Linked DNA regions of Homo sapiens: region 2 is linked to region 1. Evidence: chromatin loops called from intact Hi-C (ENCODE). Cell type or tissue: PC-3. All regions are shown on one strand. Each heading gives the region's core, and the rest is flanking DNA. Links, peaks and the distances in the headings are about the cores only. Region 1 holds the start of LOC101929234 (a long non-coding RNA gene). Region 2 overlaps LRMDA (leucine rich melanocyte differentiation associated).

Region 1 (5,374 bases), core at 226-5,225:
GCCACTGCACTCCAGCCTGGGCAACAAAGTGAGACCCTGTCTAAAATACATACATATATACATACATTAAAAAAAAATAAAAATAAATTAAAATTACTATGTAGCTAAAAAATGAATATATTCATTCCATATCTATAGACCCATTTATTATTAAGAATGAATGAGCGAGTTGCAGAGACCCCTAATATAATCCTTTTTGTATAAATAGGCAATAACACAATAGCTCCACATATATGAATATAGTTTATTATGAGCATGGAGCATGGTGAAAGAGGTAGAAGTTATACCCCAGGTCCTTAACAATGGATGTCTTGGGAGACTGGGTGGGAAATGCAGAGGAGGTGAGGAAGATCACTGATGTTTTTCTTTGTATATCTTTGAGTGTTTTCCTGGTTGAGGTGAACATGTGTTTCTTTCATAATTTTGGAATGCATCTTAAAGCTTTACAAAAGTAGTTTGGAAGTGGGCTATGAAGAGTCAAGTGTTACACTGTATCATAGGGAGCCACTGAAGAGTTTTGAGTAAGGGAATGATGTGGTCAGGAAAATTAACCCAGCAGGAGTATGTATGATGGATTAGAGGCAGGAGAGGTGGAGGATGGGCAGAACAATTAGAAGGTTCTTGTAGCAGCAGTTAAGTCAGAAACTAGTAAGAACTGAACTGTGATAGCAATAATATGTGAAGAAAGGAAGAGGAAAGGGGGTGCAGGCTAGAGCCTTGAGACATACATGCCCAACACTGGGAGATGGTCGTGGGTGGCATGGTTTTCCATTAAATTGTGTCAACCAACACATCTTGCATCTTGAAACCCTGAATAAATGGCTGTAATCCATGCATATTCCTCTTCTCCAACCTCCTCCAGCATCCCCTTATTTGACATTTACAATAAAGGCATTCAAAATAACATATGTTTTCATGAGATTTGTATCATCGCCCTCATTAAGTTGAGAACATCTTGGAATGTGAGACCATGGAGAATACTTACTGGTGGCCCCAAAAAGGGCAGTTTCATTCGTTCATCATAGTTGGTGGTTTATACAAATGTTCCTTCTTCATTTGTTCCTTGAAGGAACGGCCCTAGTCCCTACCCCCTGGGAGTTTACCATCCAGTGAAGCGGACAGACTCTCAACAGGAAATTCTATTATAAGTGAGGGTAATGGGAGGCGGGAGGATGCAGGAAAGTGATGTGTGAGCTGAGACCTGAAGGAAGAGTATGCGCAAGCCAGGTGAAGAGAAGGACAGGTCATTCCAGAGAGACAGAGAAAAGCAGGAGCAAAGCCCTTGAGGTGGGGAGTAGCATGGCACATTTGAGGAACTAAAAGGAAGCCTTGGGTAGCAGGAGTTCCAGGTGAGGGGGTGTGGAGGCAGACAAAGGCAGAAAGGCAAGCTGGGGCAGAGCCAGTGTAGACCCGCCAGCCAGGGGAGGCAAGCTCAACTTGTTCTCAAGAACAATGGGAACCCGGATGCCTTTAAGCAGAAGAGAAACATGGTTGGATTTGCTTTTTAAAAAAAGAGCATGCTGGCTTGGGCTGGGACTACAGGGAAACAGCAAGGAATGCTCAATGGTCCGGTTTTCCCATTAGGCTGGGAGCTGGCCAGGGGCTGAGATGACCCCATGCCATTTATACTGTTCTCCTCTGTGCAGATCTCCCTCCTGCTCTGCACTGGCTTCAGCTGCAAATGGTTGTGGTTAACAGGCTGGTACTCCCCCATCAGAAAAGTAGAATTCTCCCTCCAATACTCCCCCAGAGTAAGGAGTTGGCATGCCCCAGATCTGAAGGAAAGAAGGGATGAGGATGGGATGCGGGTGAGGCAAGGCAGATTTCTTCTCTCTGTGCCTCAATTTCTTTATCTATGAAATGGGGCATTCATGGTACCTACCTCAGAGAGTCGCTGTGGGCGAGGACATAATTCATACAAAATTTTTAAATGGCACCTGGCACAAAATGAACAATCAAAAAGTGTTAGTTTTTGCTTTTGTTCTTCCTGAAAGATAGGTGGGACCCTATGAGCACGGACTATATTCCCCACTGTCCAAGAGGACGGCTGATCACATCCGCAGAGAGAGCGTGAGGACCCCTGGGCCAGGCAGGTGTCAGGAGTACCAAATGACCTAAGTTTCAACAAATCTCACGTGCAAGTTTGGGCCTGGGATCCTAGTCTGCAGATGCTTCTGTTCCTATGACTTAAAAAGAGAGTACCCCCAGGTGAGGAAAAGGGAGCCGCCCTGTGCCCTCCTGCGAAACCCGGTTCAGCCCGAGGCCTCCGGGGTTGGGGGCGCGACTGGGGGGGCGCCGTGGCCTGAGATCCAGCTCCGAGTCGGTGGGGGCGGAGCCTGGCCTGGAGCGGGCGGGCCCGCGCGGCGGAGGGGCGGGACCGGCGCGGCAGCCCGCAGCCCCACCCCCAACGGAAGTGCCGCCGGGCCCGCCCCTCCCTCCTGAGGCCCGTTCCCCTCGCCCCTCCCTCGGCCCACTCTTCATGGCTCAATTTCGGCTCCCGGAGCTGGTTCTACCAGGGCCCCAGCACCGGTCCAGAGAGGAGGCCCCGGGTCCGCGCGTCTGGTTGTGTCGGGCGGTGCTCTCTGTCCTTCTCACTCCCCAGCCCTCCCTTCCATTTCTCGGTTACCTGCGCGGCTGCAGGCGCCGCCGGGGACTGCACAGGTAAAAGTCTCGGCAAGTGAGGGCGCAGGTGTGGGCGCCTCCTGGGCCAGGCGGGCAGGGGAGAGGCCGACGGCACGTGCCTGGCTCTAAAAAGATTTTTTTTTTTTAACAGGGATTGTATTGACAGTGGGGGCTTGGGGAGGGCAGACACGGACCCTGGGAGCGCTGCAGGGCACTGGGGGGAGAGAGGGGCGGGACTGAAGCCCCGGAGATTGGGGGCCGGTTCCTTTACGGCCCCGCAGCTTGCGCAGGCTCCGTGGTGCCTGGGAGGTGGTGCGCCGGTTGGGTGGGGGCGGGTCCAGGCCGCGGCGTCGGAGAATTGTCCCCCATCCAGTCCCCGCGATGACTGGGTTTTGACAGCCTCCCCTCCCGAGCGCGCACATTCCCAGGTTTGCAGAATGAAAATCAATAAAATCGATGCAGTGGCAAAGAACGCGAAACATGTTGGGTTATTATTATTATTTGTGTTTGTTAAATTTTTTTTCTTTAAACTTTTTTCTTATAAAAGGTGGTTTCAGCTTGGATAATGGCCTCAGAGAGGGACGAAAAACGCCCCCTGGTTTCCCAGCAGGGTCCGGGGACCCGTCTTAGGTCCCAAGCCTCGAAAAACGTCCCAGGGCGGCTGTGCGGGGTCTGGCGGCGGGAAAGAAGCCCGGGGCACGCTCGGTTTCCGGATACGGCTATTCACCGCACCTCACCCTCTGCCCTTTAGGGAGATGGCCCCCCTCCACCGATATTTCCCCGGTTCACCACCCCCACGCCCCGGGAACCGCGCCTCCTCCCCTCCCCCGCGCTCTCCCCGGCGCTTTAAGTAATGATATTTGCATGCAGGGAGCGATTCATAAATATGTCAGGGCTGGTGAAATATAGGCAACATTTCAAACTTTCTATTTAAAAAACATGAATTATGGCCGCGGAAAATGTGTTCCCATTTAAAGGCGATACGAAGTATTTGGTGTCTCGTCCCCGGGCCCATCCATCACGCAGACAATAAAGAGAGTTTTTCGCCCTGACACCCGCGATTTATGGGCGCCCTTCTCTGCCCTCATCACTCACGCGCCGCGGCCGGCCTGGCGACAGGCCCCGCGGAGAGACGCGCGGCCGCCCCCGCGCGGGCCAGCGCGCGCACTTTGCGCCCTCGCTGGCCCCGCAAGATCTCGGCTCCCAGAGGGAAGCACCCGCTCCCAGGAGTTGGGGGATCGGTCTTGAGGGTCTGGGCAGCCGAGTGGGAGCAGAAACCACACTGGTCCTCCCACCCGCGCAGCCTCTCAGGGCCGGGGCCGAGCGCGCCGCGGCGGGGTTTTGCTAGCCTTTGCTGTGTCCTGGCCTCAACGGCGCCGCGCCGGGAAGTTTGCAGGGCAGGCGGCGGGAAGTTATTTAAGCACTGGCTCGAAGTGAGGACAGAGAACTGGGCAGGGGGTTACCCAGGCCAATTCTTGGGCCATTCCGCCCCAAGGAACATGGAGCTGTCCCCAAGCTTTCTTGAGCCCCGCCGGGCGGACGCTTCTCGGCTAATCTTTCTGCAACTTTTACAAAGCTGCCTCCTCCCCAGTTTGATCTCTGCAAACACATCCTGGGCGTCCGCGGCAGCTTGGAAACTATTTTTACCGTCTGGGGCCGAGGAGTTGCATTGAAATAAGGAAGGCGAGGCGCCTTCTCTAGCGTTTCACCCCGGACCAGGCTGGGTCACCCAGTGGCCTCTTTGCTCCCCCGCCCCACCCTTCGTGCGCCTTCCAGAGCCGCCATCGAATCTCTCTTGCTAACTTGCAGCGCTCTGGGGGTTCTCCAGACACAGGCGCAGGAGGGAGCCTTCGTCGAGGAAAGTTCCGGCTACCTCTGTTGGGGAATTTGCTTTCATTTTTCACCGCGGGCGAACCTGGCCAGGCGGGTTTCCGAAGCACTGGCAGAGGTGGGGGCTGCCAGGCACTGCCAGGCAGCGAGAGGCCGCTCGACCTGGGGGCGCCGCTTGTCCAGCCTCCCTCGGAGGGCAGACTTGCAGCCACCCGGGCACTAGAAACCACCTCGAGTCCTGCGTTGGGCCGAGGTGTCGGCGTACACGCGAGCCGGGAGCCGTTTCTTGCAGGATGCCTGCGAGCTGGATGTATTCGGATAAATGCAGCGCAAACGACAGCCAGAGAAATCCCGTCGATTCTAAAAATGACAAGGTTGAATTTATTAGACTGAGAGTCATGTTTAAGTGCAGGGAGATGAAAATTATACAAACAGCTCCACGTCCAGTGTGAACACCACTGATCGCTTCCAGCTTCTAGGGCATGTAATTAACACATCTGAATATTTAGATCTAGAGAGAAATATAAAAATACTCTTAAATTCTCCGTGTGTGGACATATATTTCAGTTGAAAACATTCTAGAGCAAGTGTCCTTTACAGCCCCTGCTTGGGTGTCATCTGGGCTGGAGATAGAACTTATGTTCAAATAACCACCCAGAGAATATTATCTATAACCAGAGTGAGTCCCGCATCGCTGAGGGTTACGGTATCTACAGATCTTTAAATATCTGCAGCGTGGCAGAGGTGAAATAAATGTATTTAAGAAAAGCAGGCGCGAAGATAACCGAGCCACTGTGTCCAAACAATATTTCTGGGCATGGAAATAAATTTCCTACAAGGTCGGCAGTGGAGAGTGCAGACAAATGGAGAGGCTTTGGGAAACCCTGTGTGGGGGCCACCGGTCCTGGACCCCATGCACCAT
Region 2 (5,374 bases), core at 65-5,064, 99 kb before region 1:
GGCTGGAGTGTGATGGCACAATCACAGCTCACCGCACCCTTGACCTCCTGTGCTGAGGCAATCCTCCCACCTCAGCCTCGCGAGTAGGTGGGACTACAGATGCACACCACCACACATGGCTAATTTTTGTTTTGTTTTTGTTTTGTAGAGATGAGGTTTCGCCATGTCGCTCAGGCTGGTCTCGAACTCCTGGGCTCAAGCGATCTGCCCACCTCAGCCCCCGCAAAGTGCTGGAATTACAGGTGTGATACACTATTTTTAATCCATAAAAGGTGAGGCTCTTCCCAAATCAATACAGTAGGTGCCAGTGTGGGCACAGAAGGGAACAGAGAAAAGGGGGACTGTTACCATGTCAACTGCCTTGTTTTTCCTCCAGGCATCCAGCTATGGAATGGGCAGGTACAAACTCAGATCAGTGGCCTGGCCTTTTTTGGATATGTGTGGCTATTTCAGAAAAGGATGACCCACTCTCCTGCCTCAGGGACTAGGCCAGCCCCACCCTCCCTGGGCTTGCTCATCTCCTCCCACTAACTTCTCTTCTGCCTCCATGGCCAACACCCCCACCTCTTTCAGCCTTGCCTCCAGACCAGCCTCCTCCTTCCCCACAGGAACTGTCACAGACCACCATCCATTCAACTGGCCAAGAGAGCAAACCTGAGTTTGCTGTCTCAAGAGGCTTCAGCTTGGAGCTGGTAGATTTCATCTATCCAAATCTCAATCACCCTTCAGAACTCAGCTCGAATTATATTTCTTCCCCCAAGAAGCCTCTCATACCCTCATGTGTTAGAAATTTTGGATTACTCCACCCCCTCTAGTGCTCTTAAGCAACCATTAACACCCAACATGTCAGGAACAAGTTTTAGTCCAAAACTACAGTGTGTAACATACAAGTCCTCTTCCCAGGGACCCAACAGCATCTATGCTTTTCTTCACCTCTGACTCTCCTCCCCAGAGTCCAGGAAATCTCCACCTGGTATTCAGAGTCAGCCAGTTCTTCTGTCACCATGCATTCTTCCAAATCTTTTTTCCTTACATTTGGGCTTAAATTTTTGTCATTCAAAAGCCCAGATAGGACTCTCCTCTCCCCTATTTTCTGTCATGCCATCACTTGTGGAAGAAAGCAAGCACCAAGTACCCAAGTTGAGGGAAAGGAAGGAATGGCAAGAGGTCCAAAGAAATGAAGATTTTCAAAAGTAAAGGGAAATGCAAAGCTCAGTGATTATCTCAAATTAAATATCCTGTCACACAAACATTTATTGATTGCCTCTTCTGTGCCAGGTACTCTGCCAGGCATTTTTGTTTCTGGTCTCCCATTTGAACTCAGGGCAACCCTGTCTGTTTTGGAGGAAAAAATAGACTGGGTGGGCAGATGACTTCCTCAGAGTCACACAATCAGTAGCCCCACATGCGGTCTGCCCTCTGCCTCAGACAGGCTGTAAGAGCCTCAAGACTGGGGCTGTAAGTTCATCCACACACCGGGAGATAAGGTGAAGTGGTTCAACATGAGAAGTGAGCAAATTCAGATCCCTTATTTTGCAGATAGAGAAACTGAGGCCAGAAAACTGAAGTGACTTCCCAGTGTCTCCTGACCAAAAGAAAAATAAGCATTAAATGAAGAGAAAGGAAATAATGAAGTGGAAAGGATAGTTGACCTCAAATAGAAACATGGATGCTAGTCCCGGTTCTGCCACCAATCAAGACAACCCACCTCTCTGGGGCTCAGTGTCATCTGTAAAATAAGGCCTGGAAGAAATACAGCAAATCATGGTGTCAACAGGTATCAGAGACACCCTTCTGGCATCAGTATTCTGTAACTCTCAGAGAGCCACAGTCTTAAAGTCTTTCTAGACACAATCTTAAAAGTAGAAGACTAAATAATATGCACATGTCACATCATACAAAAACATGCTGTGGAAGCAGAAAGTAAAAGGAAATTTTGAGCATAATATGAGTTTTGAATTTAATATTTGCTTATTTTTTTCTTTTTCCTCCTGGTAAAATTGCTTAAGAGTGTTACACACACACACATATACACATATACACAGCCCATTCGACCTCTCTAGCCACGTGGGTTTCTGCTCCCAGACAACACTGCACCACGAACGGGGTAGGAGATGTCAGCCAGCAACGGTGGCCCATGAGGGCCAACAAACAGCAGCCAAGCACTCCCACTGTCACCACCCTAAAACACCTGGTCGAGTCTGATTAATGAGATGAGGACCAGATGCTTAAAAATGTCTGCTAAATTAAAAGAAAAAGAAGAAACAAAGAGAAAAGGAAAGGAAACCAGAAGCCTGCCTTTAATATAGTGCACTTTGTTATCTGTAATGTCTTTCAACCACAGATAACAGAATCAACCACATGGAATCTAAGATGCACGCCAGGTGAAAAAACACCATAAAGACATAATAAAAAGTTCCACCAGTGCCCATAAATTGCTGGGGGACTGTTACAAGGGCAGAGTCATAAATTCTTAATGTTTCCCAAATTAGAGGGTACCAACACATATGCAAATATATTTGTGTGGGTAATTGAGGACTAAAAATCTTACATTAAGCACAGCTACCTCCTTCAAACGCTGTTAGGGGAGCCTCTGACAGGCACACTCATACAGCACACACTGTAGGAATTCAATTTGGAAACCATCATCTAAAGCACAGAGGAGAACAGGAAAGTCATATTGCTATAATGCTTAGATTATCAATCATCTTGACAGTTTATTGGCTTTATCACCACACATACCATTAAAATGATGTCTGGCCTAGACTGTCAGGAGCAAACATTAAACAGACCAGGATTAAAAAGCAGATCCCAAACAGCACTCCAGTCAAGTTTCTCTTCCACTCTGAAATTAGTTAGAGCTGACTAAGAAACTGGCACTAGACTTTGAAGAAATATACAGCCCAAAAGGCTGAGAGTCAACTCAGACCTGACAAGCTGATAGGTAATGTCATGTTATGGCAAATCTGACTCTCCTGTGGTTGATTTATCACGTACTCTGTGCAACAGAATGATTGCTAATGGTGGAAGGGAGAGGGGGGGAAAAAAACACCACCATAATTTGCCTCTTCTTGCAACCAAGGGCTTGTATCAAAAGGGCCAAGCCAGCTCCCTGAAGTGGGGTAGGAATGCTAATAAATTCACACTACTGAGCAAACATATTAACATTACCCCCACACAGGTTATTAAAGTAATTTTACAGATTCAGAAGAACTGAACAGGCAGCAGAAGAGACATTCATAATTCAAGAGCTCTAGACAGCGAAAGAGTTACGAACCCTATACGTTTTTAAAATGCTTCTGCATGTGTCACTTTGGCAAGGAAATCTCAACACAATTAAAACTATACTAGCACATCAATAGGGCTCAATTGAGAGCTGTGTACCTGCCTTTTACTAGGCCAGGGCTTTATAGATGCCTCAGGAAGAAAAGGGAAATAGGAAATTCACCGCTAATTAAAGGGAACCTTCTGTGCCTAAGGACAAATGGTGGCATTTCTAAAATATATATAAAAGAAACACATTTCCAAATCTCTGCCAAGGGTTTGGCTTTTTCACAGTCCCTAGAACTATTCTGTGTTTGTTTGGAAGTTACAGAGCTATTCTGTTTGTGATTAATAGTTTGCTTTCCAGTACAAATAAGTCATTAAGAAGGGTAGGGTGGGGCACAGAGAGAAGTGACAGAATAGGAACTGGCTCCGAAACAATGCGAGTAAAAAATTCAGACCACATTTTTCAATCTTTCACTCCATTGCTTATTTACCCAAGTGAGGTTCCCTGCCTGTCTCTCTGGGTGACTTCAACATGACCCTTTAAGTGAAAAAACTCATTGGGACACCATATCAGAGGCCCTTTCTCTACTTCCTTTCACCTAGCTGGGCTTTTTGGTACCTTGAAAACTCAGCTAATTCATGATTAAGAAAAGAATCTGGAAAATGATGGCACAAAAGCAGCCAGGAGGCATGAAGAAGCTGCTTCAGGAGAGCTCCTGCCCTTGCTGGGGTACCCCTGTGACACTCCAGGGTCGCCCCCAATAGGCTGTAGTGCCATTTTGTGATGCTTCCAGCCAGCCATCTTTCTCCAAGCAGTGCCATCCTGTTTTGTTGGTTGTACGCTGGAGTGGAGGAACTGACAATACACCATTTACCGAGGGAGAGTCACTCCCTGTACAACAGATGTCACCAGGAAAAAAAAAAAAAAGATGCCAGAACACAAGGCTTGTACACTGCTGAGCAAACACTGAATTTTGCACCTGAATGAGCATCTGGGTTTGAGAGACCAGGCAAGACCCACCCACATCCCCAAACACGCACTCACCCAACCACAGCACAACTCTCCCCAAGGGCCCCAAGAGAGCTAAATGGGGGAAAGGCAGCCAGCATCCAAGCTCCTCACACCAGGAACTTCCTCTGCCATTGCTTCTGGCTCAGGTTTCCAAAGCACTTTCACTAAGGGTGAAGAGAGAACCTCCCACAACAACCCCCTCGTGCCAGGAAACCTGAAAGAATCTCTGCTTTCACACTCCAAGACACCAGGCACCAAGATTTCCATGGGGAAAGACATAGCAGTCAGTGAAATCAATCATCATGGTCACTGGGCACCGGCCAAGGGACCAACATGGCGCTGAACTCTACAGGGGATACATGGGACTTTTAAAGCATGGTCCATGTCTCTCCACCAAGCCTACAACCAACCCAATTGGGGACCATGATTGGTTTATCACCAAGTAGATGGAGAGTTTCATGGTTTGCTCTCGCCACTGGCCCATGAGCTCCTACAGGGCAGGGACCACATCTCACTGATCTGCTATAAGACACCAAAAAAAAACAACAGAAATGAATGAAAAAAATAAATGAATGATTGATTTTTTAAGAAATCAAAAAATAATAAGCACAGGGTAAAAAGGCAGAACTGTTAGTTGGTTTGGAAATCCCAGCTTTGCTGCCAGTTCAGGCCATTCTCCACTCAGTGACTTAGAGAAATCAGACAGGGGAGTGGCAGGAAGTGGAACAAATGTGTTCTCTTTTCTCTAAGTCCTCTCAGAATGCCCTCCTATTCCCCATCACACCTGCGTAATGCCATGTCCATCTTATCCTGAGAGTCTATGTTTGGGGTCACTCAGCCTGGTTGTAATCAGAAAGGTAAAGCAGGACAGGATTAGTGGGAGTACTACTAAGAAATGAAAAACCAGAGGTTTATTTTAGCTTGTTCTACTTATGGTTCATTGACTTCTGCCCTGAAAACAGCTCCAAACGACTCCCAGGGGTCAGCCAAACACTAAGTTCACCGCAGGTTTTCTCACTATGAAACTAATAAGCCTTAAAGGCTCTGTGTTTGTATTTTAGGTGCTACTACAAGAGGGATGGAGGAGGAGAG

Evidence for each region. Peaks named below come from ENCODE experiments on the same cell type or tissue, not always from the same donor. Only the 100,000 strongest peaks of a DNase experiment are listed, where the experiment ranks them.
Region 2: a loop joins it to region 1, with 6 times the contacts of the local background. A loop is called at or near these places in 9 of 110 quality-filtered maps.

Annotation. Positions count from the first base shown.
Region 1 is chr10:75,406,693-75,412,066 of GRCh38, reverse strand. It overlaps ZNF503-AS2 (ZNF503 antisense RNA 2), which reads right to left. Exons shown (of 2, transcript NR_024421.1): 2 at 3,085-4,812. It overlaps LOC101929234 (a long non-coding RNA gene), which reads right to left and starts at 2,910. Exons shown (of 3, transcript NR_110304.1): 1 at 2,627-2,910; 2 at 1,883-1,937; 3 at 743-1,775. RefSeq lists enhancers at 4,377-5,117, 5,118-5,374. In PC-3, for the core only: CTCF peaks have their summits at 2,640, 4,582 and 4,790; DNase peaks (open chromatin) are centred at 2,556, 2,956, 4,226, 4,616 and 1 weaker place; H3K4me3 peaks cover 3,331 bases; H3K27ac peaks cover 2,805 bases; H3K27me3 peaks cover 4,917 bases.
Region 2 is chr10:75,505,935-75,511,308 of GRCh38, reverse strand. The region is part of intron 2 of LRMDA (leucine rich melanocyte differentiation associated); the gene reads right to left. Among named protein-coding and RNA genes, the nearest start is that of MIR606, 44 kb to the left of the region's middle. In PC-3, for the core only: no CTCF peak of the experiment used is centred there; a DNase peak (open chromatin) is centred at 2,758; H3K27ac peaks cover 1,394 bases.